Regions from separate parts of the Homo sapiens genome. Here all the other regions are linked to region 1. The links are chromatin loops, found by intact Hi-C in ENCODE. Cell type or tissue: Caco-2. All regions are shown on one strand. Links, peaks and the distances in the headings refer to the core of each region. The heading gives the core; the rest is flanking DNA. Region 1 overlaps SYTL5 (synaptotagmin like 5). Region 2 has its middle 31 kb from the start of H2AP. Region 3 has its middle 64 kb from the start of H2AP.

Region 1 (11,089 bases), core at 2,480-7,479:
AGAGTCAGACCCCTTAGTCAGAATCCAGCTTCACCACTTACAAGCTGTGTAACACTGGACAAGTTACTTAACCTCCCTCTGCCTTGGTTTTCCTACCTGTAATATGGGAATAGTGAAAGTATCTAAATCAAATAATTGATATTGTAAACCAAAAGGTATCTGAGACAGGTCTCAATCAATTTACAAAGTTTATTTTGCCAAGATTATGGATGTGCCAGTGATACAGCCTCAGGAGGTCCTGACGACATGTGCCCAAGGTGATTGGGACACAGCTTGGTTTTATACATTTTAGGGAGCCGTGAGACATCAATCAGTATAGGTAAGATGAACATTGGTTCAGTCAAGAAAGGCGGGACAACTCTAAGCAGGGAGGGGGCTTCCAGGTCACAGGTAGATAGGAGACAAATGGTTGCATTCTTTTGATATTTTGATAAGCACAATTTACAGGAATAGTCACTTATGCCTTAGTCTGGCTTAGTGAAAAAACAGGGCAAAGGAAGCAATCAGATACACATTTGTCTTCTGTGACAGAGGGATGACTTTGAGTTCTCCCTGTCCTTTGTCCACAAGAAATTTCCCTGTGAGAAAAATTGTGAGGGAGGTATGTAGCTTTTTTATCTTTGTAGGTATCTTATTTAGGAATAGAATGGGAGGCAGGTTTGCCCAATGCAGTTCCCAGCTTGACTTTTCCCTTCGGCTTAGTGATTTTGGGGTCCAGAGATTTATTTTCCTTTCACAATGTAAAGATTGTACTGTTCATATATGTAAATCAAGAATTCATAACAGGGCCTGAAACTTGTATATAAGTGCTGAGTGTTCACTATCATTATTACCATGACTCATAAGGAAAAAGCATTAAGGCAAGTATAATAATGGAGCAGGAAATATACATTTAAGTGGAAAATATAGTACAACATGGATAATATGACATGTGTGATTAATTACGACTTGAATAATGCGAAGCATGTAATTATTTTTGGCTTTGCATTTGATATCTGAGGAATCCCACCATTTCACATGAAAAAGTGCATGTGACAAGGAATCTTCCAGGAATTTTGCATTAGAAGTTCCTTTTGATCCTCCTCAAAACCCTGTGAAGTTAGTACTATTATTATCTCCACCCTGTATGAAAAGAAACCAAGGTTCAGAGAGGTTAAGTAACTTAGTTTCTGTAACATAGTAATTGCCAAAGCTAGGATTTGAATGCAGAGCTTCCTGACTCCAAAACCTGACTCTTTGCAATTCTCCACTTGAGGTGTCCATTGGAACCCCATAGGACGTTAAAAAAAATCCATGGAACACAAACTCAAGAGATTCTGTTTTTTTGAAAAGCAGCTTTTGTGAGATATAATGTACATACTGTACAATTCACCCATTTGAAGTGTACAATTCAATGTTTTTTTTTTTTTAGTCTATTCACAGTGCGTTTAGCCATCACCACAATCTAATTTCAGAACACTTTCGCTCTGGGCGGGCATGTCCACAGAATCCCTGGGGTCTTAATTTCAAAGCCACAGACCTTGTAGGAGTCTTGAATGAACTTCAAATGATTTGTGAACTTTTTCTAGGATCCACAGCTTTCACTATCTTCTCTAAAGTGATAAAAATATAAGCCAAAAATGTATTAAGAAACTCTAGACCAGAATGGCCTTGAACTTTAAGGTACAAATCACTGGGGGACCTTGTTAAAATTTAGATTCAAATTCAGTAGCTCTGGAATGCGCTAGGCCTACTATCATTAATTTTAATGATAGGAATGCTCACTTTAAGTTAGATGTTATGTGCCCTAAAATTCCATTCTTCTCTTTAGTAGATCTATGCTATGAAATAACTGCACTCAATTATTATTGTTATATTTTTAATGTCATCGGTAAAATATTGGCAGACATTTATTTTCTTGATTGATGCATACTTATCCACAAAATAGCTATGGTTTTGGCTCTTGGCGCAAAAAGTCTAAAATATTTACTAATTGTTCCTTAATAGAAAAAGTTTGCCAACCTCTAATATAGACCATGGGGGAAAGCCACCTTTAAGGAGCAGAAATGTTGTTCATCTTACTCTCCACAGCTCCTTGCTACATGTGGCAGACATGACATTATCAATCAGACTTATAGGAATCCTAACCAAGTATGAGGGGCAGCAAGCTGGCTATATTTATGTATAACTCCTCCTCTAGAGGAGAAATCTGGGCAGATGAGGGTCAACTTCACTTTTAGTTTAAAAATACATCTCCCTAGAGCTTCAAGCTGCTCTCCTGGGTGATAGCATGGGTGGGTGTCCACAAAAGACCTTCATGCATTTTCAGTTAGGTCATGTCTCTATGATCTTGGAAGCAAGATTCCCTAAGAGTAGTCTGCAATCCATATAGAGAGCTTGGTTAATTGGGTTTGGATGATGGTTCACCAAACGTACAGGTAGAATATTTTATCTTCTTACACTCACCTTCAAGCTACTTACATTAAGGTGTTTGTTCAGAACATTGAACTTTCAAGAGCTGTCTGACCATGCATTTCATATGTATGAAGGCATTTCTGCTTATTTTCCAACACTAACTCACTTTGAATGCTGCAAAAATGATCTATGCTATGTTAATGCCTGAATATGCATGACTTCAAAATTCTCCAGGCTTCAGGTGGTCTCCTGCACCATAAGCCTCTACTGCAGAGCATCCTCTTAGACATCCATCTTGAACTATTTTTTCCTTATGTCTTAGTCTATGACTTTAGATCTCCTAACTAATGGTTGATTTTTCAGCCAATTTTGTTGTTGTTGTTGTTGTTGTTTTTTGATGCGAGAGGTTGCCCATTCTCAAAACCCACTTCCTTCTTCCAACCAATGCCCATTGCTACAAGGCCCGCAACTGTGTTCAGCTTTCAGCATGCTCCAGGGGAACAAGTACAAAGTCTGACCTGGATGGAATTAGATTATGCACCAAAATAATTCCAGGATTTACTAATTTATATCATTAGAAACCTAGAATGTTAGGCCAAGGAAGATGTAATATAACACTGGATTAGGCCAAATGTATTGATATGGTGCATTTTTCAGAGATTCTGGATTTAGTGTGATACTTCTTGCAGCTGGAGGTGTTGTTAACAGTTTACTTGATTGTTTAGTTGAAATGTGAACTTAGCAATGACCTACATCATTGACTCTGTGTGATATACTTGACTCCCAGTTCATTAGACTTAACTAACTGCTCCTCCCATTCTGTTGATCATCCCTCTTCAGTCTCTTTCATCATCTCATTTATTCCTCTTGTCCCTGGACCAAACCGAAGATCAGGCTGCTTATTCTCATGGCCCGATAACGAGATTCAGATAAGCTGGGAAAGAAGGAAGTTTATTTCTGTAACCGGCTATGGCTGAAAAATATCTCCAGACCAACTCAAAATTACAAAGTTTTTTGACTTTGTAATTTTGAGTTGGTCTGGAGATATTTTTGACAAAGAGCTTATATACCTTCTAAGCTATATGTCTACATGTAAGTGTGCATTCATCTAAAGACATAAGTGATTTACTTCTTCTATTCTATAACTAAGATCTGACTCCTAAAGACCTTCCTCTGGAGCCTCAGTAAATTTACTTAATCTAAATGGGTCCAGGTGCCGGCGGTGATTACCCTTATCTTGTCTCCTGCTAAATCATGGAGGTCTGGGGAGTTCCTTCAGACCCCCAATAAACTTGTTTGTGGAGGTCTGGGGCGTTTCTTCAGACCCCCAGTAAAGTTTGTTTTATCCTAAATGGGTCCTGTTAAGAATTCCTTCATTATCTTGCCATACTTCAAGGCCCAGGAAAGGCCTGGGCAAAACTCTTGGTGGGCTTTTGTTACCTTCCAGCCTTTGTATAAGGGCACTGGCTCTATCAGCTTTTAATATTTAACTTCACCACTCAGTCAGTGCTGAAACAGTTGTTATGGAGGCCTGCGTTAGTGAGACCTGGCCTGCCACACTCTGTCCATTCTTTAAATATTGTTGCTTCTCATGATTCTATCTTTTGCCCCTTTCACTTCTCTTCCTGGTAATCTCACTTGCTTGCACAGCATCAACCACCATCCACCATCGAGGCACCAATGATTCCCAATTAAATACCTCTAGTATAGACATCTGATAAGCTATAAACAGTTTATGGGAAGTTTCCTATTCTAAATGCCTTTCTGGACAGGTCTTTGTTGTTGCATCATAAGTACCTTTGTTGTTGCACCATAAGTATCCGGACCTCAACATATCTAAATTGCAATTAATTATTTTTTTTTCTCTTTCAACGTTTTTTGTCTTGTACTCTCCATCACTGTGAACAGTATTATCATCAACATTTCTAGGCTTTACCCCCGTGTTACTGAATCAGGCTCTCTGGAGATAGACACCCAGAAATCTATTTTTAACAATATACTTAGGTATTCTTATGCACACTAAAATTTAAAAACCTTTGCAGTTCCCCATGCTGGAAACCTCAGAGTCATTCTCTTTTCTCTTCCATACCACCCACATCGAAGAGGTCACTGGATCTTATTGAGATTATTCTAAAACGTCCCAAAAGTGACTCTTATTTTCCTTCCCACTACACAGCTTTAGTTCCTAATCTCTCCCTGGCACTTCTGCAAGAGCCTCCTCATTTTGTCTACCTGACCTTTCCCCTGTCTTTCATCCAATCACTGAGTGCTGGTCTTTCAAAAAACAAATAAAAAATTCAAATATGATTGCGCTGTTCCTTGGCTTTAAAGCTTCAACAGCTTGATGGCATGAGAACAGTTTTCAGGCTTCTTAAGGTCATGGAATTCTTTCTTCAAATAAAATCCTACCAGGAAATCTAACTTATAGAACAGATGAAAACGGAGCTGCTCTGTTTGAAGCAGTCGTCGGCGCCACAGGCTTGGCCACTCAGCCTCTTTCGCTGTGTTTCCTAAGAAAACATTCCTGAAGATACAGTTTGAAAAACACTGGATAAAGTCCATATTCTTTGTTTGGATGCCAAATTCCTCCCACTCTGACATCCCCCTTTCTCTTAGCTTTCCAATATTAACCCAGACCCCAGACCTGGAGTTAGTCACTATTTCTTCTGGACTAGTTGTGTGTTCTTATGACTTTTTCACATTTGCTGTCTCTACAACCTAGAATGACCACTTTTTTCTTCCTAATTGTTTTTTCCTTTGTGTTCTCAAAGCCAAAATTGGGATTTATGAAACTGTGATTTTATGTTTATGCTTGTCTCCACTAGAAAATAATAGAAAATAGAGAAGCCCCTTGAAAACAGAACCTATGCATTCTTCATGAATGTATCCCCTAGATCCAGCACAGTTTCTTTTTTTGTTTTTTATTTGTTTGTTTGTTTGTTTGAGACAAAGTCTCACTCTGTCGCCCAGGCTGGAGTGCAGTGGCGTGTTCTTGGCTCACTGCACCCTCCACCTCCCACGTGGAGGGTGCCTCAGCCCGGGTGCCTCAGCCTCCCAAGTAGCTGGGACTACAGGTGTGTGCCACCATGCCCAACTAACTTTTTATTTATAGCAGAGATGAGAGCTCATTATATTGCCCAGGCTGGTTTCGAACTCCTGAGCTCAGGTGATCCGCCCGCTTCGGCCTCCCAAAGAGCTGGGATTACAGACCTGAGCCACAATGCCTGGCCCAACATAGTTTCTGACACATGATTCTATACGTGTTTACTGCACGAACATTTATATGCTCTATAACTCATTCTATCTGTTCTTTGGTTTTATATTTTCTTCAGACCGAACATGTCTTTTTGAATTAAACATCACTTTAGGAACTAGATGTATTAACTTCAAAGCTATATGACACTCATACTGTTCTTTGCCTGTGTTGTAGCCTAGCATGATAATTATTGATAATCAGTGGATATATGCATTGTGCATCATGACATATGAAGCAGAGGTAATATGGCTATAAGATATTTTTGACAGAAATGCCATTTGCTGTATTTTTTTAACTGATTTTATATGTAACATGTATTCATTGTAAAAACATATAAAGAAAATTATAAAGAAGATATTAAAATACATTTATAACTATCCAGAAATAGACTTAATATTTTGGCTTATTTTTTCTCATTCTTTCTTCTATAATACATATATGTGTGTGCATATATATATATATATATATATATATATATATATATATATATTTCTTTTAATATAATTGGGACCATACTGCATAAGTAATTTTGTATCCTGAGTTTTTTTCACTGCCTTTGTATTGTGAGCCTTCAAGCATGCCATCACATATAAAAAGACTATTAGTATTATTAATAATGGTATTAATTAAAAATTATGATGTTTCTAAGGAATTGCTAAGATTTATAAATTCTTAATAGAAAGTCTAGGAAGCCAGAGACCTCTGGGTATTTTGTGAATCAAAGGGAATGGAGGTTTGTGTTGGACTGATGCATTTTAATGACGTATTGCTTAACTTCATTGAGAATAGAAACGATGGAGGGGTCTAAATTTTCTGAGCATCTGTTATATGCCAGGCATTGTGCTAGACACTTTTTATACATTAACTCATTTTAATATTCAAATGATATATTCTTCAAACCCAGGAAGTAGATATTAATATGCCCATTTAACAGATGAATAAACTGAGATGCAAAGACAAAGTAGCACATCTATGTTATTATCTCAGGGAGTAGAATTTTAATTCCATTAGTTTCCAAAGCCCATACCCTTTCCTCTACCCCACACTTTCTCCAACACCAACTTTGAGAGGGTACACAAAGTCAGTCTTTTATTCTGAAGATGTTGTATTAGCAGTGCTTACCCTGTGGACCATAAGCCCTTGGGTGACCACAGTTTATAAACCCCTGAAATTACCTCCCTTTGTCATTAGAATGTATATGTATATTTTTGAGGTAGAGAGCCTATAGTTGTCACTGATTATCTAAGGGATCAACTGTTCCCAACAATGTTTATGAATCTCTACTGCAAATAATGGGATGTATACAAGTATTGCAGAAGCCCTTTGAGGAGTCTTTAGTTTTGCTTGTCAGGCCCTGTGGTGAGGGGCTATATTCCAATTTTCATTTTAGGCATCACTTCTCAAATGTCTTATTTTGCATTTAATTCATAAATTTATTCATTTGGCAATATTTTCAAATACCTACTATGGTGCCAGGAGTTGTGAGGTGTTAGGAATACAGGGCTGATCAAGACAAAACGAGATATCCCACAGAGCTTAGACATTAGCAGGGAAAACCAATGCATGTTGGTTAAAATCAGCATTTTAAATCAGCATGATGAGTGCTTGGCATAGTCCTTAGCATTGTTCACCAAATATTTACGATTTCTTCCTCTTGTAGGCAGATGGCAGGATACCATTTACTGGCCCCCTTGTAATTGGGTAGGGCTAAGTGACCATCAGTTCTGTTTAAGGAGTTGTAAGTAGAAATAATGTTTTTCACTTCCAGGCCAGGACATTTAATTCCTACTATGAAACCTTTCAGAACTCTTTTTTCCCTCTGGTGTGGCAATTGGCAGTGTTCAAGATGGTAGCTCCCTAAACAGCCTGGATTCTTGAGGGATATATAGCATGGCCAAGAAATATGAAATAAACCTGTGCTGTTACAAGCTGTTGCAATTTGCGAGTTATTTGTGTCACAACATAGTCTACCCCAGTACTGCTCAAAATGTCTGTGATGAAGGATCAGGTTGTTTGTTACTTTTATTTTCAACCTGGATAGAATAGTATTTTTGCAAAATACAATTTAAGTAAATTAGCAGATAAATGAGACATGAAATACATAAACATTCAAGTACAAATTTTCATCAGATTCAACAGATTTAAAATTACTCTGTCAAATTACTATAAAAATTTCTAAATGCTTATTCTTAATTTCTTTACTTATATAATTGCAAACCAGTAAGTTTACAGACCTGCACTGGTTTGCAACCCAAACTTTGAATAAAGCTGTATTAGCCTATCCCAACTGATACAGTGTTACTGTAAGAGAAGTATGAAAATGTATTGGATAGATACTATGAGTTTCCAATTGCTGCTGTAGCCAATCACCACAAACATATTGTCTTAAAACAATACAATGTATTATCTTACAGTTCTGAAGGTTAAAAGTCCAAAATGAGTCTTGGGAGACTAAAATCATGGTGTTAGCAGGGTTGCATTTCTTCTGGAGCCTGCAGGAGAATCTGTTTCCTTGTCTTTTCCAGCTTCTAGAGGCCATCTGCATTCCTTGGCTTGTGGCTGTTCCTCCAACTTCAAAGCCCATCACCTCAGCCTCTGCTTATGTCGTCACACCTGCTTTTCTGACTTTAACTCTACTACCTCCCTCTTGTAAGGATCATTGTGATTACATTGGGATCACCCATCTAATCCAGGCTAATCTCTTTATCTCAAGACCTTTCACGTAATCACATCTGCAAAGTTTTGCCATCTAAGGTAACATATTCACAGGTTCTGGGGATAAGGATGTGGACTTCTCTGGGAGCCATTATTCAGTTTATCATAGATAGCTAAGCTAAACTAGGAGTCAGCCATTTAAGTAGATCCCTGTGGATACTTAGGAATTAGGAGATGGAGAAATGGGGGAAGTATCCCAGGCAGAGTCTTACAAATAGGAAGATCTGGAGGTGAGGAAGATTATGGCTTTTTTAGAGGAATGAACTTTTGAGTGTGGTTAGAGGATAGATACGAGAGAGAGAGATCAGCAAGGGACAAATCATGAAGGGTTTTGTAAACCATATTAAACAACTTGAACTCTTAAAGAGCAAAGGGAAGACATCAAAGGGTATTCAGTATAAAAGCAACAATTATCAATTTGTATTTTGGAATTGCATATAGAAGAGCCAGATTGGAGGCACAAAACTATGATGCTGATGAACCACGGTGGTGTCACCTAATTCACAGCATGTCTGAAACCCAAATCCATTATTTCCCACAAAAGCCAGCACATTCTCCATCTTCCCTATTGTTTTCTTCTAGGATTCAATTCTTAACATTATTTTTAGCCTCTTTCTTTCTTTGGCTTCTTACTCTAGTCAGTCACCACACCTTATTGGTTCTTGAAAATTTTTTAAAGACATAATATATGGTTACATGAATACATCCAAAATAATAAACAATATGGAAATAAGTCCCTTTTCATCCCTTCTCTGACCCCTAACAATCCAACTCTCATCTTCATATGCAACCTGATTCATTATCAATATGTATTATCCTGTGCCTTTTATTATGCATTTACATTTATTATGTACATGCATATATCTACTGCATTGTTTTAAAAGCATTTGCATTAAAAAGCATAATTATCTTGTCTATTTTCAGCTCGCAATATAACTTAGATATTTTCCATGTCAATATATTTATTTTAAATGCCTCATTTTAAAATTGAACATCGGTATTGCTCTCTTTTCCAGCTTCGAGAGCTTCTAACTCTAATAGATTCTAACAGTTTCTAACTTTAGACTATTACAAACTTTATCTTATAACTTATTTTTCAAATCTTTCTCTTTTGAAATTTTTATTAAGGCTTTCTCTTAGCCAGCATTTTTAAAGGTAGAAGTAGTCTTCTCTTTAAAAATATCAAAATACACAATGCCAAGAAAATAAACAGTGATCTTAAATATTAGGTTGGTGTAAAAGTAATTGCAGTTTTTACCATTAAAAGTAATAGCAAAAACTGCAATTACTTTTGCACCAACCTAATACCTTTTTCCAAACTGAGAGCTCTGTGAAAATTCACAGTGGACATTAAAGACTCTGAGAAGTTCTGTAGAAAAAAAAATATTTAACTTGGTTTAACTCTACATATCCAAATTTTTTGTTGAACTACATCACTTGATATGGTTTGGCTGTGTCCCCACCCTAATCTCTTGAATTGTAGCTCCCACAATCCCCACGTGTTGTGGGAGGGACCTGGTGGGAGGTAATTGAATCATGGAATCATGGGGACGGGTTTTCCCATACTGTTCTGGTGATAGTGAATAAGTCTCACGAGATATGATGGTTTAATAAAGGGCAGTTACCCTGCACTCGCTCTTTTGCCTGCCACCATGTAAGACGTGCCTTTGTTCCTCCTTTGCCTTCCACCATGATTGTGAGGACCCCCACCCCAGCCATATGGAAATGTGAGTCCATTAAAGCTCTTTTTTTTTAAATAAATTACCCAGTTTCAGGTATTTCTTCATAGCAGTATGAAAATGGACTAATACAGCACTGTTAACAATTCCATATAATATCTAATAACATCTCATGGGATACTGTTGTTCCATGAAGTCACTGTGTGGCCTCAAATGTAGTGGTTACAAGCAGGGTCCCTGAAACCAAACTATTCTGAATTACTTACCAGTTGACCTTGGGCAAGTTACTTAACATCTCTGTGCCTCAGTTTTCTCATCTATAAAATAGGAATAATAGCAATTTGTTTCATTAGGAAGTCATAAGGATTAGTTGAATAAGTGTTAGTGGTTATTATTTGGAGCATTCTGAGGATACTGCTCTTGAAGTATTGGTATGAAGTTGATGGCACTGTTAGCCTCTCTACTGTTATTTGAAGAATCCATATCATTGTGAAATTAAAAAAAAAATCTTGACTATGGCACTCCCATATAATGTACCACACAGAATTGCCCGTGTGAGAAGAAACAGCTCTGTTGCAAAGAAATTCCTGTAATTCCATAGCATCTCTCTTTGAGTCATTCAGTTTGGGGTTCGTTGTAAAAGTACTACTTTTTTCTCTATCCACAGCATGACAGTTCTTACCTTTTGACAGTCTTGTGGACTGCTGTGCTTGTGGTAATCCAATCACAGCTGCTTTGCAGGATGACTGCTCCTCTATTTGAAAGGCATCCTCAAGGGTATTTTGCGTATGTGATTTAGCTTGTATTCTAAGCATCCTAAACATCTCTGTAAGTGTGCTGAAAATTCATCTAATTTGTATTGTCACATGGTGACAGTCAAACAGGAAATTAACTTTATTTCTATTAATTTCATCCTAAGAGCACTCTCAGAAACATTCTATATTTAAAGCTGCATTTCAAGTACACAGTAATGAGATATATTCAGATATACCCTTTCCTTTGATTCAAATATCGGCCCCTATTATTTTTAGGTGTGTGTTACTCA
Region 2 (11,089 bases), core at 1,961-6,960, 60 kb before region 1:
TCTAATTGACCTTTGCTTTCAATTTCTGTTGTGATGAGAAGTTTATAACTCTTGGACCATGCTGGAGTAAATCAAAACATAACAGATGTTTCACAATTTGCAAAACTGATTTAATTGTGTTTTATGTTGTATTATATTTCTGATAGTTATAACTTTCCTCCCCATCTTTCACCACACACGTACGCACACACATACACGCACAAATGGACATATAGCAACATCGTGTGCAAAGCTCTTTTGGTGTCACTATGAAGCTATGGTGAGTTAACATAATCAGAACATAATTTCAGGTCTCTAAGTTTCAATTCCAGTATGCCATATGAAGAAAAAATATTATCAAAAATAGAACAACTTTTATATAACTTTTATTTAATGATACCAAAATTCTTAGAGGTCATTGCAACAAAGTCTTATCAATAGCAGGAAATATTTTGCAGCATACTGTAAAGAACACTGGATCTTTTTACCACTAACGAGATACGAGATCCAGGGCAAATGAGTTTTCTCATATCTGTAAAATTAGGGTTATGGTCCCTTCTTGTATACCTCACAATGTGGTTATAAAAAAATCAGAGAGGATGTGGCAAAAAGTGTTTTATAAATAATAAATGAGATTATAATTTATTGATCAATTTTTTTAACATTACATTTATATTCATTTGGTACCACAGCATGGATTATTTAAAAACTGATGATTACACATTGGTCTCTTTCCAGGGAACTTAGAGGAATGGTTTAAATTGGTTGCCTATTATATGTAAGTTTGTTTAAAAATATCTAAATTATTTATGCTTCTTTCAATTTATGTAATAGATTTTAAGAGTCCAAAGATGATGACTCAAACTATTTACTTTGTTTTACTGTGTTTGCAAAATGAGTGAGGTAAAAGACTGGAATTATCTGCCAACATCGTCTGTATTGTGTTATGCTAGAAACATATAATTAGATGAACATTTTTTACTTATTTTTGTTCTTAAGGTTAAGAGACGACAGCCTTTTCTGACTGGGGAAAATGCTCACATCTTTTTAGTTGAGACTCACCCTTATGTAGCAATACACTGGCCGGGAAATGTAAAGAAAGTTCTAGGTTTTAAGTAATTAAATTTATGATTATCTTTCCCTAAAGGACTCTGTGAATTGGCTCAATAGCTATTTCCTACCTCAGGATTCAAGTTCCATGTTGGGCTTTGGTAAGGACTCCTTCACTCCTACTTCTAGACTGAGTCCCAAGCTTCCAACCTGAGCATTTGTATCATCTGGGGCTTCTTAGGCATCACCACAAAGTGATCATGAGAGGAACAGGAGACAAATGCAGACCTTAGTCATTTACTTATGGCCTGTTTTCCATGGTGGACCAAGTTGAAATTGAACACACCCATATACAAACATCCATACTGTATTGATTCTCCTAAGCCAACTCTACTGGTTGAACTGTGTGGGAAAGATACAAAATGTAACTACATGGACTAATCTTGCAATTCCAAGCTAAACAATTATTTAGCATATAGTCTCAGTTTAAGATGCAAAAGCAGAAACTATTGTGGCCAGAGATTTTAGAATTCTACATCTATACTTGTACTTCACTTTGCCTAGTTGCTGGTTCTTGTCTATGCTCAGTGTAATTTGGGGCACTTTACTGAAAAATCTGTACTTAAATCAAGTCATTTAATTAATTAGATAATTAATTTAGTTCATTTTTATTTTGGTGAGAACATTTAACATGAGATCTACCCTCTCTACAAATTTTTAAATGTACAATGAAGTGTTATTTACTATAGGCACAACGTTGTACAGCAGATTTCTAGAACTTAATCATCTTGCATAAGTGAAACTTTGTACCGATTGAATAGCAAGTGCCCATTTCCCCCTGCCAGTCCCTGGCAACTGCCACTCTAATTTCTGCTTCTGTGATTTCACTATTTCAGATACTTTATATAAGTAAAATAATGCATTATTTGTTCTTCTATAACTGGCTTATTCCACTTAGCATAACGTCCACAAAGTTCATCTATGTTATCTCATGTGGCAGGATTTCATGATTTTTTAATAATGAATAATATTCAATTGTATTTATATACCGTATTTTTTATCTATTTATCTCTAGTTGGACATTTAGGTTGTTTACATATCATGGCTATTGTGAATAATGCTGCTATGAGCATGGGAGCGCAGATATGCCTTCGGGATCCATATTTCTATTTAATACCAGTAAATACCCAGAAGTGGGATTGCTGGATCATTTGGTAATTCTATTTTAAATTTTCTGAGGAACCTCCGTATTGTTTTTTATAGCAGATCCACCATTCTACAGTCCCACTAACACTGTACCAGGGTTGCAATTTCATCACATCTTCACCAACACTTGATATCTTTCCTTTTTATCTTAGCCATTCTAAGAGGTATGAGGTGATATCTCATTGTGGTTTTGATTTACATTTCCCTGATTATTAGTGATGCTGAACATCTTTTTATATGCCTCATGGCCATTCGTATGTCTTGTTGGGAGAAACGTCGATTCACAGTTTTTGCTCACTTTTTAAATTTGGTTGTTTTTCTGCTACTGAGCTGTAGGAAACCTTTATATATTTGTATATTCGCCCCTTATCAGATATATAGTTCGCAATTTTTTTTCTCATTCTGTAGGTTGCCTTTTATCTGTTGTTTCCTTTTCTGTGTAGAAGCTTTTTGGTTTGATATAGTCCCCTTTGTCTATTTTTTGCTTTTGTTGCCTGTGCTTTTGAGGCTACAGCCAAGAAATCATTGCCAAGAACCAACATTATGAAGCTTTCCCTGCTGTGTTTTCTGCTAAGAGTTTTAAAGTTCAGGTCTTACACTTAAGTCTTTAACTCATTTTTAGTGAATTTTTGTGTGTGGTGTATGGCATGGGTAGAATTTCATACTTTTGCAAGTGAATGTCCAATCTTCCCAGCATCATTTACTGAGAGGACTCTTTCCCAGTTGAGTGTTCTTGGCACCCTTCGTGAAGGTCTGTTGACTACATGTATGGGTTTAATTCTGGGCTTTCCATTCTGTTCCATTGGTTGTATAGGTCTGTCTTTATGCCAGTATCATACTACTGGGTTACTGTAGTTTTGTAATACATTTTGAAATAGTGAAGTATGATGCCTCTAACTTTTTTTAAACAAGATTGTTTTGGCTATTCTGGGTATTTTGTGGTTCCATATGATTTTAGGATTTTTTCTATTTCTGTAAATAATGCCATTTGAATTTTGATAGAAATTTCACTGAATCTGTAGATTGCTTTAGGTAGTATAGGTATTTTAACAATATCAACTCTTAGTCAATTTTCTGTTGCTATCACAGAATACCATAGACTGTGACTGGGCGTGGTGGCTCACGCCTGTAATCCCAGCACTTTGGGAGGCCAATGCAGGCAGATCACTTGAGGTCAGGAGATCGAGACCAGCCTGGCCAACATGGTGAAACCTCGGATCTACTAAAAATACAAAAATTAGCCAGGTGGAGTAGTGGGCACCTGTAATCCCAGCTACTCAGGAGGCTGGGGCAGGATAATTGCTTGAGCCTGGGAGGCGAAGGTTACAGTGAGCTGAGATCGTGCCACTGCACTACAACCTGGGCAACAGAATGAGACTCCATCTCAAAAAAAAAAAAACAAAAAAAACCCAGACTGTGTAATTTATAAAGTTTATTTACCTCATAGTTCTAGAGGTTAGGAAGTCTGAGAGCATGGTACCAGCATCTGCTAATAGCCTTCTGGCTGTGTCATAATATGGTGGAGGACATCTTATGGCAAGAGGGAAGAGTGTGTCAGCTCAGATCACTCTTCCTCTTCTCATAGAGCCTCCAGTACCATCATGGGGGCCCTAGCTTGATGACCTTATTTAATTCTAATTACCTTTCAAAGACCCCATCTCCAAATCCCATTAACATATGGATTTGGGGATTAAGTTTCCAACACACACACGACATTTAGGGGACACCATCGAACCATAGCATTCTGCCCCTGGCCCCCAAATTTTATTTTCTTTTCACATGCAAAATGTATTAATTCCATTCCAGTAGCCCCAGAGTCGTAACTTGTTTCAGGATCAACTCAGAAGTCCAAAGTCCAGAGTCTCATCTGAATCAGATATAGATGAGACTCAAAATGTGCAATTTCCTTGCCAGCTGCAAGCCCGTGAGATCAAAACAAGCTATGTATTTGCAAAATGCAATGCTAAGCACAGGATAGTCATTCCTATTAAAGATGGAGAAAATAAGCAAGAAAAAATAAGTAGCTGGTCTTAGCACGTCAAAACCCCAACAGGGAAACAACATTAAACCTTAAAGCTTAGAATGATCTTTCACTCCATGTGCCATCTCTGGAATGTACTGGCGTGGGAGGGGGGGTTGGAATCTTCAAAGCCTTGGGCAGTTCCATCCCTGTGGCTTTGCTGTGCTCAGCCCATGCAGCAGTTTATACAGGTTGGAGTCTTATGCCTGCAGTTCTCCCAAGGGGACTGAATACTTGTAGATCTACAATTCTGAATTCTTGTGGGTAGTCCTTCCCCTGCAGCTCCACTAGGCATTGCCCTAGTGGGGACTCTCCGTGACAGCTCTAGCACTGACTGAGGTGTGGCTCCTCACAAGAGGGCATTAGCTATGGGGATCTGCCCGCAGACCCTGACCTAAACGACGGATGAATAAAACGTACACTGACACACAGATATTCTGTTTTGCCAGTCCTGCTGACTGTCCGACCACCTGCACACCAAGAGAGGTTTGTCATTGCGGCCGGCCCTGAGCAGCTCGCACTCCAGGCATTTATTTAGTACAGAATTAACAACAGAAGCTTTGAGTAAACACACTTGTGGATAATTAACATGGTTAAGAGAGTAGTTCTACTAATGATTAAAGCTCAGGTACCGCGGTTTAAAGTAAATACCATTAGGGGGCAATAGCCTTGGTCAACCTTCCCCCATGAGGGCCATCTGGCTCAAAGGTTAGTTATTGGAGGTAGGGTAAACAGACTTAAATGAGGAAGACTCTGTTGTCCCTAGTATTTACCTTATGACCTAATTCTCTAATGTAAGAACCGGCTGCCTTCAGCCTGTTCAATTATTACAAGCTATGTAAGCTTTCGGCCTTCCAAACGGTTTGTGACTATTCCCTATAACTTTCCCTAATATGTCCCTTTAATATTTCTGCCACCATCCTGAGTGAATCCCAACAACTGACCTTACATTTCTGCTCAGCATTGCCCTTGTAGCGGCTCTCTGCTGTGGCTCTACCCTGTGACAACTCTCTGCCTGGGCCTCCAGGCTGTTCATGCCATCCTTTGAAATCTGGGTGAAGGATGTTCCCACAGCTCTTACATTCTGCACATCTCCAGAATTAGCACTTCATGGATGCTGCCAAAGTTTATGTCTCATACCGTTTAGAGTGGTAGGTCAAGTTGCACCTGGAGCATCTTGTGCCACAGCTGTTATGATGAGGAGTGCTGCACCAGAATGCAAGGAACAGAGACCCAAGGCAGCCCTGGCCAGTGGCCCATCCCTCAAAACCATTCTACCCTCCCAGAGCTCTGAGCCTGTAATGGGAGGGGAAGACTCGAAGATCTCCAAGAGTTTTTCTCCTGATGTCCCGATAGTCTCTGGCTTTGTTTTATCCATACTAATCTCCTTATCAATTGATCACTTAGTCACACCCTTGGTTTCCTGTGCTGAAAATGCTCTTTCATTCTCTACCACATGTCCAAAATCATTTCACTCTGCTTTCATTTTAATTACAAATTCTCTCTTCAAATCATCTCTTTCCTCTTTTGTTTTACTATAAGCTGTTAAAAGTAGCCTTGAAACATCCTGAATGCTTTGCTGCTTTCGTATATGTTCCACAAGCTATTCCAGTTCATCACTCTTAAATTCTGCCTTCCATAAAGCATTCAACCATGAACATAGTTCAGCCAAGATTTTTGCTACTTTATAACAAGAATGGCCTTTTCTCCAGTTTCTTTAGTTCCATATGATACCTCATTAGAGTGGCTTTTACTGTCCGTATTTTTATCAATATTTTGGTCAAGGCCACTTAAGCAATCTCTAAAATGTTTTAGAATTTCTCTGGTCTTCTCCTTTTTCTGAGCCCTCACCAGAGTCACTGTTAATGCACCATTTATGGCAATGCAGGTATTTTTTTTTCCTAGTCTGTTCCTCCAGATTATTTTTATTTATTTATTTATTTATTTATTTATTTATTTATTTATTTATTTGAGATGGAGTCTCACTCTGTCGCCCAGGCTGGAGTGCAGTGGCGCAATCTCGGCTCACTGCAAGCTCCACCTCCCGGGTTCACGCCATTCTCCTGCCTCAGCCTCCTGAGTAGCTGGGACTACAGGCGCCTGCCACCACGCCCAGCTAATTTTTTTGTATTTTTAGTAGAGACGGGGTTTCACCGTGGTCTCGATCTCCTGACCTCATGATCCACCTGCCTCGGCCTCCCAAAGTGCTGGGATTACGGGTGTGAGCCACCGCGCCCGGCCTCCTCCAGATTCTTACAGCCTCTACCCATCACCCAATTCCAAAGCTGTTTCCATATTTTCAGATCTCTGTTATAGCAATGGCCTCACTTCTTGTTGCCAATTTTCTACCTTAAGTGCATTTTCCATTGCTATGGCAGAATACCATAGACTGGGTAATTTATAAAGAAAAGAAGTTTATTTAGTTCATGGTTCTGGAGTCTGAGAAGTCCAAGAGCATGGCATCGACATCTGGCAAGGTCCTTTTTGCTTCATCATAACATGGCAAAAAGCATCATGTGACAAGAGGGCAAATGTGTGTTACCTCTCTTCCTCTTTTTTTTTTTTTGTTAACTAGTTTCTAAATTGTTATTTATTTTTATTTGTAACAAGCCATTTACTTAAGTTTATGTAAAGGGATAGTTTATGCTTAAAGGATAGCAGAGGTTGTTGCTGTTCTATTTAGCGTATAGCAAACATGGCCAGATTTTACTTTTGAACTTCCTGGAAGCTCTTCATTGGACCTTGAGCTAACACAATATATCTTTTGTCACCAAAAGAGTATTATTCTTATGTCATAATGAGAACAATAATTTACATGCTTTGCATAATAAATGCCTAAAAGACATTTTATTTTATGACTGCATTATTTTTCTTGCTATAATGGGGATATTGTAAATCATATATTTGTATAATATTGATGGTACTTATTTATTTTTTATATGTTACTGTATGATGTACATTACAAAATCAAAGCAATTTGTCTTGATCTCTTAATCTTAAGAGTAACACTTTAACTCACTTAATCTTTCTAATGCATATTACAAGTGATGTATACTTTTTTTTGAAGTTACATACTTGCCAATTTAATTTCAAAGCTACAAACCAAGCTCAAGTCTCAAGTGCAGCAAATGCCTCTGAAATGAGGTTTCTATGGATTCATAAACATAAAACAATCAGTGCAAAAGAATAATTGAAATGATTTGTCTCCTACTTTTTTTTTTCTTGTCCCAAGCATTTTTTTTTAATTATACTTTAAGTTCTAGGGTACATGTGCACAATGTGCAGGTTTGTTACATATGTATACATGTGCCATGTTGGTGTGCTGCACCCATTAACTCGTCATTTACATTAGGTATATCTCCTAATGCTATCCCTCCCCGCTCCCCCGACCCCACGACAGGCCCCGGTGTGTGATGTTCCCCTTCCTGTGTCCAAGTGTTCTCATTGTTCATTTCCTACCTATGAGTGAGAACATGCAGTGTTTGTTTTTTTTGTCCCTGCGATAGTTTGCTGAGAATGATGGTTTCCAACTTCATCCATGTCCCTACAAAGGACATGAACTCATCTTTTTTATGGCTGCATAGTATTCCATGGTGTATATGTGCCACATTTTCTTAATCCAGTCTATCATTGATGGACATTTGGGTTGGTTCCAAGTCTTTGCTATTGTGAATAGTGCCACAATAAACATACGTGTGCATGTGTCTTTATAGCAGCATGATTTATAATCCTTTGGGTGTATACCCAGTAATGGGATGGCTGGGTCAAATGGTATTTCTAGTTCTAGATCCTTGAGGAATCACCACACTGTCTTCCACAATGGTTGAACTGGTTTACAGTCCTATCAACAGTGTCAAAGTGTTCCTATTTCTCCACATCCTCTCCAGCACCTGTTGTTTCCTGACTTTTTAATGATCACCATTCTAACTGGTGCAAGATGGTATCTCATTGTGGTTTTGATTACCCCTCTTCCTCTTTTAATAAAGCCTCCAGTACAATCAGGGAGGCTCCACTTTAATGACCTTCTCTAGTCCTAATTACGTCCCAAAGGCGCCACCTCCAAATACTATCAACATACAAAATTGGGGATTAAATTTCCAACACATGAAATTTTGGGGACACATTCAAACCATAGCAGGTAATATGGACATTTTAACAATATTCACTCCTTCAATCCATTAACATGACATGTCTTTCCATTTATTTGTGTTTCCTTTAATTTCTTCATCTGTGTTTTGTATTTTTTGGTGTATAAGTTTTTTATTTCTTAGTATTTTAAGTATTTTAAATGTTTATTTAAAACTTAAGTTTATTTCTAAGTATTTTATTCACCTTGATGCTATTGTAAATGGGATTGTTTTCTTAATTTCCTTTTCAGAAAATATATGGTTGGTATATTAATATACAACAAATCCTTGTATGTTGATTTTGTTTTTGTTTTTGTGGGTTTTTTTTTTTTTTTTTGAGACGGAGTCTCACTCTATCTCCCAGGCTGGAGTGCAGTGGCGTGATCTCAGCTCACTGCAACCTCTGCCTCTTGGGTTCAAGTGATTCGCCTGCCTCAGCCTCCTGAATAGCTGGGACTACAGGCATGTGCCAACACGCCCGGCTTATTTTTTGTATTTTTAGTAGAGACGGGGTTTCACCATGTTGGTCAGGCTGGTGTCGGTCTCCTGACCTCATGATCCGCCTGCCCCGGCTTCCCAAAGTGCTGGGATTAAGGTGTGAGCCACCATACTCGGCCTTGATTTTGTATTTTTAAACTTTACTAATTTTTAAATTAGTTCTGTTTATTCTGGAGTATTTAGGGTTTTCTACACGGAAGATCATGTTACCTGCAAAGAGATTTTATATCTTTCTTTCCTATTTGAATGCCTTTTATTTATTTTCCTTGCCTAATTGCTTTTGCTAGGATTCCAGTACTATGTTGAATAGAAGTTGTGAGAGTGGGCATTCTTGCCTTGCTCCTAATCTTAGAAGAAAAGCCTTCAGTTTTTTATTATTGAATGTGATGTTAGTTTTGTTTATTATGTTGAGGTAATTTATCCTTATTCCTAGTTTGTTGAGTGTTTTTATCATGATATGGGGTATTACATTTTGTCAAATGCTTTTTTTATTACATCTGTTGAGACGATCATGTGATTTTTATCCTTTATTCTGTCAATGCAGTGCTATGCTCTGAATGTTTGTGTGCCTCCCCCTATTTCTATGTTGAAACTTAATCACCAATATGATAGTATCAGAAGATAGGGCCTTTGGGAAGCAATTAGGTCATGAGGGCAGAGCTCTTAGGAATGGGGTTAGTGCCCTTACAAAAGAGGACCCAAAGAGCTCCCTTGCCCCTTCCATTATGCAAAGACACAGATAGAAGACACCATCTATGATCCAGAGAGCAGACCTTCACTAGACAAAAAATCTGCCTGGGCCTTGATCTTGAATTTCTCACCCTCTAGAACTGTGAGAAATAAATTTCTGTTGTTTATAAGCCAACCAGCTTATGTTCTTTTGTTATAACAGCTTGCACAGACTTAGGTAGGTGGTGTGTATCACATTTATTGATTTGCATATGTTGAACCATCCTTACATCCCAGGGATAAATCTCACTTGGTAATGGTACGTGATTCTTTTAATGTGCTATTGAATTCTGCTTGATAATATTTTGTTCAGGATTTTTGCATCTATATTCTTCAGGAATATTGGCCTGTAATTTTCTTTCCTTTAGGTATCTTTGGTTTTGGTTATCAGGTTAATGCTGGCCTCATAAAATTAGTTGGTTAATGTTCCTTCCTCTTCAATTTTTCAGAAGACTTTGAGAATTATTGGTTTGAATTCTTCTTCAAATGTTTGGTAGAATTCATCAGTGAAGACATCTGGTCCTGGGCTTCTTGTCATTGTCAGAATATTTTTGATTACTGATTCATTCTCATTATCATTATATATATATGTTATGATTTTCTATTTTTCATGATCCAGTTTTGGTAATTTGTATGTTTCTAAAAAAATTATCCTTCTAGTTTATCCAGTTTGTGTAAAATTGGGTAAGGTAATCTCTTATGTCCCTTCTGATTTTGTGGCAGGGGTTGTCATGTCTCCTCTTTAATTTCTAATTTTATTTATTTCAGTCTTCTCTCTTTTTTCTTAGTTATTCTAGCTAAAGGCTTGTGAATTTTATCTTTCCATAAAAACTCTAAATTTCATTTTTTTATTGTTTTTTGATACTCAATTTTATTTGTTCTCTAACCTTTATTTCCTTCTTTCTTCTAACATTTGTCTCAGTTTATTCTTTTCTAGTTCCTCGAGGTGTAAATTTAGGTTGTTTTCGAGAAACCTTTCATCATTTTTAATATAGGAATTTATTGCTGCAGACTTTACTTCTAGTACTGCTTTTGCTGGACCCCATATAGTTTGGCATATTGTATTTTTGTTTTCATTTGTCTCAAGATTTTTATTTTATTTTTTTCTGTAGACCTCCTCTGTGGACATCAAGATATTTTTAAATTTCCCTTTTGATTCTTCTTTGATCCATTTGTTATTCAAAAGTGTGTTATTTAGCTTCCACACATTTATAAATTTTCCAGTTTTTCTTTTGCTATTGATTGCTAGTTTCATTCCATTATGGTTAGAAAAGATATTTGGTATAATTTCAATCTTCTTAAATTTATTAAAGCTTGTTTTTGGGATCTAACGTGATCTATATTGAAATTTTTCTCTGTGTGCTTTAGAAGAATGTGTACTTATTACTTTGGGGTGGAATATTCTGTATATGACTGTTAGGTCCATTTGTTCTATACTGTTGTTCAAGTCTACTCTTATGATATTGATTTTTTCGTTTGG
Region 3 (11,089 bases), core at 3,039-8,038, 93 kb before region 1:
TACAATAAATACTCAGTTGATGGAATATGATGCCTAGAACATCTAGCACAAAAACCACAATGTTTAAGGAGCAAAATTCCTTGCATTTACCTGGAGCTTCCTTCACAGGCCCACCTGACTACTGACTTCATTCTTATTCTTAAAAGGGTCACATGATCCCTTTCTTACAAAGGTCACATGATTATTTTACTGCTTCCCTCCAGTAATAGAGAGGAAAGGGCTCTGTATTGGTCTTTCATCTCAATTTTCTCCTTGTGCTTTCTGTGCATGAGGTGCCAAAGCAGTGTGGCCCTTGATCTACTCGCTTGACTGATTCTATTGTTTAATCGCCACAACAACCCTAAGAGTAAGTGCCATTATTATTCCAATTTGGAGATATGGAAACTGTCATGGAGAAGTTAAGTAACGTATTATCTCAAGCTATTAACTGGAGGAGCCAAGATTCAAACCAAGACATTACGGCTCCCAGGTCTGTGCTGTTAACTCCTATATGAAACTGTCTTTCCTGATGCCCAGGTATTCCATTAGATGATCCTTGAAACCTCAGAGTTTCTTGGGTCAGAAAGTTTAAGTAAACGGAAGAAATTACAGATCCGGGAACCTCTTCTGTTATTCTCATTGTGCTACCAAGAATCCCACAACATCCTCTTGGTGGAAGAAACAAATGATTAGGAATTTAGTATATGATATTCCCTCAAGGCTGCAAAATACAGTACTTCAGAATTATTCACATCATTAAGATCAAATCTGGTCTATAAGTAAATGCAGATTCAGGATGTGAATTCACACTAAGTAAAGTACAGTGGTTGGAATTCTGCTATTGCCACTTACCAGTTATAATATGGGTATGTTACTTTACCTCTTTTATCTGGCACTTAGTAAATACTAAATAAGTATTAACTACTATTTCTATACCACAATATTTCCCTGTTTCTCTAGCCATCTATGCTTCCTTACAACAAAGCACAGTGTAAAGCTCTTTGCCTCCACCTCATTGGATTAAATAAACAGGTCTGTAAATATAAGAGGGAACAATAATAGTGAAAAAATTGGATACTCAAGAAGTCTAGATGATCAGAGTGACTTTGTTTCTTTTGTTAATGAAAGGATGAGTTGGACGGAAAAGGAGTGAGTCACACTGACAACGAAATGCTACCAATTTAGGATTTGATTCATTATTTTATGACCGTTGCTTGTTTCCTGATGCTATTCATTGCTTATTCATTGGAGGAACAATAATCCCATTTTGGCTTTTGTGGTTTTATAGCTGAGACATCCACTTTGAAGCACATTAGCTACACCTCTCCCTCTCCCTACTACTTCATCACCATCTCAAACATCAGAAAATCAAATTTTGAAAATTGCCCAGAAGTATTGGGTGTACAAAAACATTGGTTTCTCCTTTGGAAGTTCTTCCTGTGAGGGTTTAAGCATGGGGATTTTATAGAGGAGATGAACATCAGGGATATTTGTGGCAATGTCACTTCCCTTCTCTTAAAATGGTGTTGGATGGAGAGCCTCCGAGGTAAAGATTCTCAAATTGTCTGCAGTTATAATGTCCAAATATTCGGGAGAAAATCCCATATGGCAAGCAATAAAACAAAATTATTATGACTTCCAGTTGATGATCCATTTTTAAAGGGATAGTTTGAAGTAATAAAGTAAGTAAATATTAGTCTAGGGAAAATGTGGATATACTTTATGAACTATTTAAATACAAACTATCTTTTCATTTTGTGCCATGACCTGAGACTACTCAATGAATTTTCCATATGTATACATTTGCTCTTACATGTGCCTTTTGGCAATGCCCTTTATTATCCTTGAAAACAAAGGCACCACTATAGTATAATTCAAATGTGTCTAGTTCTTCAGTCCTTAGAGATTGGTGGAGGGGCTGCATTACCTCTCCCTTTAATATAAACTAGGAACATGATTATTTGAGAATGTTGGGGGTCACTTTCCTCTCCCAGTAAGATTGAGGAACCCTGGGTATTTTTACGTGTGTCACAAGCTTAACGTGAATTTTCTCTTGTCCCCTCACTTAGTATCACATACATAACAGCTTTTCTTTCAGTCACCCCTGCTTCCTAGTAACTGGTTCTCCATGATACTACTACCTCTCTCTGACCCATTTCATCCCCAAACTGTGGAAAACAGCCTCTTTCTCAAAACCCAGCTAACAGAAAGTTGTCTTGTTTAAGGCTTGAGGATAATACCAGGGATTTACAATGCAGAAAGGAAATTTAAAACTTGGTATCAGATATATTGTGCTTTCCGTCCATTGGCCCTGCCCTTTTGCAGGGAGGCACACTGTCTTTACTCTCCTTATCTCTTGGCCTGCAGCCATGTTGCAGATGTCCACTTATTCCCCTGCTGTAAGAGTCATTCTTTTCATATCCTCAAATCTTTCTTTTCCTCTATGCCAGAAGAAGCAAAAGCTGTTTACAAATTGACCCTGGGCATAACAAAGACACTGTTCTACATTATTCTACAGAATCTGTTCATGGTTTCTCCACTAGTTTAGTCTTGAGTGTGTAGTAATCTCTCACCTGCTTGGTTACAAAGATGCCCTTAAGTAGTGTTTCCAAGAATGAAAGAAGTACTGTTTCATTTATTACTCTGAAGAGTAAAAATGACTACAGGTTCAAAAAGCATTTTTGATCCTCTAGTCCAGTGGTTTACAAAGGGGAAATATGACTATGGAATCTATAACAAATATAAACTTTATATATATATAAAGAATGGCATACATATACGTATATATATATATCTGTGTATATATATACAATTCTCAGATATATTCTCAAAAGGTTTAACTCCAAAGGTTAAAGGTCATGGAACTCATGTGCTTAGCAGTAGGAGGGGCTCCTTGTGTTAGAAAAACATCACTACCAACAACAACAATTAAGACTTTGCTTCAAAGAACACTGAAACCCACTTAGTCAATATTGTGAATTTCACCTGCAAATCCTGTTTCTAATTTGATTTAAGTGCTTATGATTTAACTCTTTATTAATTACCTTGGTAGAAGCAGGTGACATTCTTAGTTACCATAAGACTTTTCCCTAGTGTGTTGTTCAAAAAACATTGGTGTTATTTGAGGAAAGACTTAATAGTTAGTGACTTAATTCTAAGCTTCTGGGTTTATTTCATTCAGTTAAGTATTTAGGCATATGTTTAAGAGGTTCCCGCCAAGGTTCTGACACTCTACCAGACACCGAAGATGATTCAGACACAGATGCCACTCTCATAAAGCTTATATAACCTCTTGGGGAAAATTGACACAATATAAATAAATACAAAGTAGAAAGTTCTGCATGCCCTAAGGTAAGTCTAGATAAAAAGTAAATTTACATCACTTGGTATGCAAGGCAGTATAATTTCTCTGACTGGCACTTTCCAGTAGCTACGTAGGGCATCCAGCTTTAGCTTCACGACTTTGAATCCCATCAGTCATGGGTTCAAATCCTACCTCTGATACTTAACGACTATATGGTCTTGGGTTATTCACTTATTTTCACTGAACTTTAGTGTCCCCGTTTATACAGCAAGCTTACTAATACTTCAGAGGTTGATGATGAGGATTAAATGAGATAACATATATAGTATATAAAGTGTGTGGCACATAGTAGGTACCTGGAAGGTGGCTTCTCTTTTCCCATTGCTCCATAAACTGACCAAATAGATGTAAATACCTTAATGCGTGAATACTTATTGTATAGCTTATAGAAGAAGTAAGAAGTTACATCTTCCAATCTGAAGGCATAAAAATTTTATGAAATACTTGTAAGTTACTTTATCATGAAGCTTTCCCTGACTGCCCTATATAAAATAGCAAGAGTACTCCTAACCTCTTTTTTACTTCATTTTTCCCTACCACATATCTGAAATATTACATATTTATTGTTTCTATTAATTTTTGTTGATAAATATTAGTTATACATATACCCCAAAAGTTGTACATGTACCCAAAAGGAGTACATGTGGTATTTTGATACCTGTATACAATGTGTAATGATCAAATCAGGGTAATTGGGATATCCATCACCTAAACTATTTATCTTTTCTTTGTGTTGGGAACATTACAAATCTTCTCTTGCTGTTTTGAAATACATAATAAACTATTGTTAACTAGAATTTCCCTACTGTACTATCAAATGCTGGAACTTATTTTTTTTTATCTAAATGTCTGTTTGTATCCCTTAAGCAATCTCTCATTCCCCCTCCCCCTACCCTTCCCAGCCTCTGATACCACCATTCTACCTTTTATCTCCATGAGATTCACTTTTATAGTTCCCATATATGTGTGAAAATATGTGCTGTTTGTCTTCTGGCTTATTTCACTTAACGTGATGACTTTCAGTTCCATTCATGTTGATGTAAATGACAGAATTTCATTTAAATTTTTAATCTTTTCTAATCTTTTTATGGCCAAATAGTATTCTATTGTGTATATATACCACATTTTCTTTATTCATTTATCCATTGATGGACACTTGGGTTGATTCCATAACTTGGCCATTGTGGATAGTGCTGCAATAAACATGGGAGTGCAGATGTCGTTTTGATATACAGATTTCCTTTATTTTGGAAATATTACCAACACTGGGATTGCTGGAGCATATGATAGTTCTATTTTTATTGTTTGGAGGAAGCTGTTTACTGTTTTCTGTAGCAGCTCTGCTAGTTTCCATTCCCACCAACAGTGTATGGTGTTCCCTTTTTCTCTGCCAGCATTTTAAAATTACTCTTTTTAATAATAGCCATTCTAACTGGGATGAGATTGTATCTCATTTTGGTTTTGGTTTTAATTTTTTTATTTCCATAGGTTTTTGGGGAACAGGTGGTATTTGGTTACATGAGTAGGTTCTTTAGTGGTGATTTTTGAGGTTTTGGTTCACCCATCAGCCAAGCAGTATGCACTGAACCCAATGTGTAGTCTTTTATCCCTCACCCCCCTCTTCCCTTTCCCTCAAGTCCCCAAAGTCAATTATATCATTCTTATGCCTTTGCGTCCTCATAACTTAGCTCCTACTTATGAGTGAGAACATATGATATTTGGTTTTCCATTCCTGAATTACTTCACTTAGAATAATAGTCTCCAGTTTCATCGAGTTTTCTGTGAATGCCATTAATTATTTCCTTTTTATGGCTGAGTAGTATTCCATCATATATATATGTACCACAATTTCTTTATCCACTCGTTGATTGATGGGCATTTGGGCTGGTTCCATATTTTTGCAATTGTGAATTGTGATGCTATAAACATACCTGTGCATGTATCTTTTTCGTATAATGACTTATTTTCCTCTGGGTAGATACCCAGTAGTGGATCAAATGGTAGCTGGATCAAATGGTAGTTTTACTTTTAGTGCTTAGAGGAATCTCCATACTGTTTTGGTTTTGATTTGCACTTCCCTGACGATTAGTGATGTTGAGCATTTTTCATATACCTGTTTGCTATTTGTATATCTACTTTTGAGAAACGTCTTTTCAGATCATTTGCCCATTTTACAATACGATTGTTTTTTGATATTGAGTTGTTTAAGTTCCTTATGTATTCTAGTTATTATTTACTTTTTTTTTTTACTGGCTGACCCCCCTCCCCAATAGAACATGTTTCACAAGAGCAGGGGCTTTGTCATTACACTGCTGTGTTCCTGGAGCCTAGAATAGTGTTTAAAATATAGTCAGTGTGCTCAATAAATATTTTTTAAATGAATGATTGCAGGAATTAAGTAAAATTTTAATCAAATAAAATTTAGGATTTTTCTATTGGTTTTAGTAATAAATAGAAAACTTTTGACAAGTGAAGTGGTAGTCACTGCTATATTGGATACTGAGGCTTTACAACTGCATCATGTCTGTTAGTAATGGTCATCTCTTAGCTATTTTTTAAAAAATTTTCATGTGGGCTACCAGTCTCCAGAATCTCTTTCTCTCCATGAACTTTATCATTCTCTCTCAACCGTGATAATTTATTTCTGTCAGGGGTATCCATGATTTCATATTTTAAATTTCTAATCTTCGTTTCTTTTTTCTCTCTGACTCAGTAGTTTGTGTGTGATAGTTGCTCTGTCATATTTTCACCAGTAGGTGCCAGTATTTGATATAACTTATAGAGACAGATCTACCACTTATGGAGGATTGCCTTTCCAGGAAATGTTCTCTCTCTTGTAGATAATTCAGAAAGAGCAAACCATTCTCTCTGCTTGCAGTAAGCCTGTATTGAATCTTCTTTACCTACAAAAAGATGGCATGATTGGGGGGTGAACAAAAGGCTCTGATAGCATTTTTTCACATAAATAAATGCAAATCCATATGGAATCCTTCTGACGGATATGTCTACATACTGGAAAACTTTAAAAGATGTATTTCAATCAACCTAAAAGTTAATTATGCCATTCCATTCCTCAAATATTCAAGAAAGTCTTCCATGCATTTGGGCTACACAGCAGCAAATCCATAATCATGGTTCCCAGCTTGCATATTAGTTTTAGTGTTTTGTTTAAGGCTCTCTGGTTGGGGGAAGAGTTTAATGTAAGATTACCTTAAACCAAATCAAGATACTTTCGAGAACAAAGGGATTCTTATGAGAGACTAAAGCAGGTAAACAAAGGCAGCTCCGACTGATAAAATACTTGTTTGAAGGTGTGTGGAGGAGATGGTGGTATGCAACTTTTAAAAACTGGCAGGGCTAGGTGTGGTGGCTCACTCCTGTAATCCCAGAACTTTGGGAGGTCGAGGCGGGCGGATCACAAGGTCAGGAGATCAAGACCATCCTGGCCAACATAGTGAAGCCTCGTCTCTACTGAAAATACAAAAAAAAATTAGCTGGGTGTGGTGGTGCGCACCTGTAGTCCCAGCTACTCGGGAGGCTGGCAGGAGAATTGCTTTAACCCAGGAGGTGGAGGTTGCAGTGAGCCAAGATTGTACCATTGCACTCCAGCCTGGGTGACAGAACAAGACTCTGTCTCAAAAACAAAACAAAACAAAACAAACAAAAAAACTGACAGAATTCACAGATACTCCTTCTGTCTTATCGTGTACTTGCCCTGGATTCTACTCTATAGCATCAGTCAAGCCACCATAACTTTTCTTGGAAGTGAAAAAATGGCCTGAAAATATGGCTAATCCCCAAGATAACTTTAAAATACTTTCAGAAGTAGTTTCAAAGAAAACACAATGGAAATGGTGAGGTTATACAGGTCTGGCTCAAACCTTGTGTGAGTTGATATGGAAAAGAAAATTTGATTTTATTACTTAAATATTTTACATGAATTGCAAAGAGGAAGTGAAGGCATTACATATATACCTGTCCAGAATCATTCCCTGATTTCATGACATTTCCACATTTGTATCTACTTGTTCACTGCCCATGCATGGGGGCTGTATCAAGTTTTGGGGGTCCTGCACCTTATACTATTTAAGTGGTTGCCATTAAGAAAATGGTTACAAAATAAATATCTCACACATTCAACCTAACTAGTCCCCCTTTCCAGAGAAGGAGCTTTCTCATCCATTCACTGCAGTCCCTTACCTAATACATACCCTCACACCGGGGGTCAGCAAGCTACTGCTTTGTGAGCCAAGCCTGGATCACCACGTTTTTGTATTAGAACATAGCCACATCCATTCAGTTACAGATTGTCTATGGGTACCTTTGTCTTACACTTACCAAGTTGAGTAACTGCCACAGAGACCACAAAGCCCTGCAAAGCCTAAAATATTTACTCTCTGGCCAACTACACAAACTGTTTACCAACTCCTGCCTTACACAGTAGCTGTGGGTTCTAGCCCCACTTCTCTCTGGATCTACCCAAGAGAATCTAAAACAACCATTCACCACATCATAGGATTGTATAAGACATCAGGTTAATCAACTGGACAAACCCTCGTGCCTTTTGATTTTGTCTTCTAAGAAGTCCAAAATCAAATTTAGTCCTTATTATAATAACTCATCCCTGATTACTGGCACAATTATTTTTCCATTTCTCATTAAATTTTATTTTTTCTTTATCTTAGTCCAGTGGTAGTGACTTTTTGGTAAGCCATCTTATTTCTTATCCGGAAGGTGGAATTTAAGTGGTAAGCTAACATGGTAAATTATTATCAGTCTGCCTAATTAGTCATATGTGCTTTAGAATATTTAAAGCAGGACTAAAAGTTGCTATTTTTAAAAAGCTACCTTGGAGTTTGTGCTTGTAACTCCCAAGGTGAAGACAGAATTTATCACTGGGATACCTGAGCTTTTGTGTACACAAGAAAAATAATATTTTAATGCATCTCTTAGTTATGCAGAGGCAAAGCCCAGATCTTACAATGCATAAAAATGTAAAATGTTGTTTTCTTTGGAGTAAGACTGCATCTCTGGAGGATTATTGTGCTATTAATGGGCTTTTCACCTGTTTTTTCTTCCTTAAAGGGAGTGTGTTGTAGGCCCAAGAGTTTGAGAGAGAGCACAAGACAGAGGTCACTAATCTGAGGAGATAAGGGCTTTTCTTCTCAGCAACAGGATGGCATGCTGAGTGGCTAAAGAGGAAGGGGGTCAATATGAGACCTCTGGGAATGAATAAGACCTGTGGGCTCTAGAAAACTCAGAACAGGTTTTAAATCTTTCCAGATTAGTGTTTAAATTACCCTCTGTTTACCACAAAGCTTCAATAAAGTTTTTAAAATAATAGCCTACTGTTTATTTTGCTTTGGTAAAAGATGGGCAAGGCTGTATTATGCTTTGCATCAACTATTGTTGAGATAAGTAGAAGTGAAGAAGGTACCATGCAGAGGAAAACAAAAGGGAGGGGCAGTTACAAAATGGATAGGGGTGGTCTGAGGAGGATTGAAGAGGTGATCCTAGCCTGATCTGAGACAAATGGCCACCTTTGGGAAACCTCAGAAGCATTTGAGGAAATTATTTCCTTTTGCTAAATCAAAAGAGAGATCTCAGAAAGCTGGAATGCCAGAGTTGCTTATGTAAAGCACTTTGACAAATATGTTATTAGATGACTTTAGGGTTATGAATGAGAGACGTGAAAACTATAACTGATTTGGTTTTCATCCTTCTAAAAAGAAAAAAATATAATAAGAATTCAGAATTCAGTCAGGCTGCACAGAGGTTAACTGAAGGAAGTTAGCTGAAAATTAATTGGAATTCGGGGTCGACTTCTAGTTAAGTCAAATGGAACCATTAACTTTAGGGTAAAACCTGAAACCAACAAAGACCAATCCCTCTCAAAAAGATAGAGAGTCTCTTGTTTTCATAGCAAATGTATAAAAGGGTAAGGGCACCTATTAGGGCCTTACCCTAGTAGATTCTGTGTCCTGACAACCTGACCCGTCCGCTGAGATGGTAACCCTGGTTTAACTAGTTGGTAATTCCAGTTTGCTTAAGCATTGAGATTGCTATGTTGAGACAGCTGGTTATCCTTAAATATTATAATTTACTTTTTTATTTTAATAGAACCCCAGATTTTTAGCTGGGCACATGTGTGCTCAGAATCAAGATTATATTTCCTAGCCTTCTTTATAGCCAAGTTTGACCATACGAATATGTTTTTGTCAAAGGGATATAAGAAGTGATGTACAACATCCAGAAGCTATCTCTGAAGAGAGAAAAAGCCTATCTTTATTCTTTCCCTTTTTTCCCTTCTTTGTGGCTGGAGTATAGATAAGATGGCTAGAACTGGAGTAGTCATCATTGGCAATGAGGTGACCTATACTAGAGCAACAAGATAGAAGGAGCCTGGGTCCTTGACATGATGAAACTGCCGTACCAATCTGACTGCCTTTCTCTAGACTTTTACATCAGGGGAAGTACATTTTTCCTTGGTCAGCTACTTTTGCAGGTGAATCTCATCCTGATTAATTTCGCACAAAATGCTCAGCTCCCTTGAAATGAAAACATTGTGTCTTAGTTGTTAAGTTTATTTTCTACCCATGGAACATGAAGAACAAACACAGGGTTTGCATCAGTTATCTCTCTCTACTATAATGCTGTGTAACAACCACAAAATCTCTGTGATGCAACTCAAATTTCCTCCATGTGTCCCTCATCCTCCAGCAGGATAGCCCAGGTATGGTCTCATGGCAATGATAGAGGAAAAAGAGAACAAGTACTTTTTCAAGCCTCTAGTTGTCTCATGTTTGTTAACATCACATTTTCCAAAATAAGACATGTGCCTGGACTCAGAATCAAGGGGTAGGAAAATATATTGTCTCTTGATAGGAGGAACTGCAGTCAATTGGCAAATGGCATGGATACAGGGAAGGGTAAAGAATTTACGTCATTATTTCAATCATTCTAACCTTCATATTAAAGTTTTAAAAATAAGCTTAGAATTAAATTTTGGGATAGGTTTTCATAATAATTGTAATACTGTATCCATTTGGTATTTAATGGTTTTGCAATATCAGAGAGAATTTGGCATGTTAGAGAATATGCAAGACTTAGATTATGATTCCAATTCCAAATGTAAGATTTTGTCATTGATTTTAGTCTTTTGAATGATATTTGGAAAGTGTGAGATAAATTTACTAAGTTAGCAAACAGTACTGAAGGCCTAAGAGAAGTTCAGGTTCACTAGGTCTCAAGTTGAATTTTTAGATTTTCTAGCATTAAGTTTTGTGAAAATATCTTATTTGGTACTCTTCTGAAATGTTAGCCCTTCTAAAAGGCTTTCCCTGACCATTCAATAAAAAGTGACTATATCACTTTACCTTCTCTTCTATAGAGCATTTATCAGTATCTGGAATGATACCATATACTTGTTTATTACCTACTTTACCCACTAAAATACAGTCTCCACAAAGGCAAGCATTTTGTTTTGCTTGCTGCTGTATCCAGAACACTTATAAAGGAGCTTGATATATAGTAGGTGCTCCAAAATTTGCTGAATGACTGAATAAAGCTTTGGTTTTAGGTCATGGCTTTGAAATACTTAAAGAGAAATTTTAATATAATAAATTTATGAATGTAATTCAAATCCTGTAAATTAATTAACTGAATTATAAACAGGGCTAATAGTTTGAGGAGTTCAGTCTGCTCAATTTGAGTTGACTAAATATTAATTAAAGGTTTTCTAGTCAG

The links. A loop is a pair of places that touch in the nucleus more often than their neighbours do. Peaks named below come from ENCODE experiments on the same cell type or tissue, not always from the same donor. Only the 100,000 strongest peaks of a DNase experiment are listed, where the experiment ranks them.
Region 2: a loop joins it to region 1, with 5 times the contacts of the local background. A loop is called at or near these places in 2 of 110 quality-filtered maps.
Region 3: it touches region 1 in a loop (3-fold over the local background); 2 of 110 quality-filtered maps call a loop at or near these places.

The regions. Positions count from the first base shown.
Region 1 is chrX:38,014,311-38,025,399 of GRCh38, forward strand. The region is part of intron 1 of SYTL5 (synaptotagmin like 5); the gene reads left to right. It overlaps MIR548AJ2 (microRNA 548aj-2), which reads right to left and starts at 9,676; the gene lies at 9,585-9,676. In Caco-2, for the core only: no CTCF peak of the experiment used is centred there; a DNase peak (open chromatin) is centred at 4,881.
Region 2 is chrX:37,954,588-37,965,676 of GRCh38, forward strand. It overlaps a transcript of SYTL5 not described here. Among named protein-coding and RNA genes, the nearest start is that of H2AP, 31 kb to the right of the region's middle. In Caco-2, for the core only: no CTCF peak of the experiment used is centred there; DNase peaks (open chromatin) are centred at 4,414 and 4,944.
Region 3 is chrX:37,920,796-37,931,884 of GRCh38, forward strand. It overlaps a transcript of SYTL5 not described here. Among named protein-coding and RNA genes, the nearest start is that of H2AP, 64 kb to the right of the region's middle. In Caco-2, for the core only: a CTCF peak has its summit at 6,098 (motif pointing right); no DNase peak of the experiment used is centred there.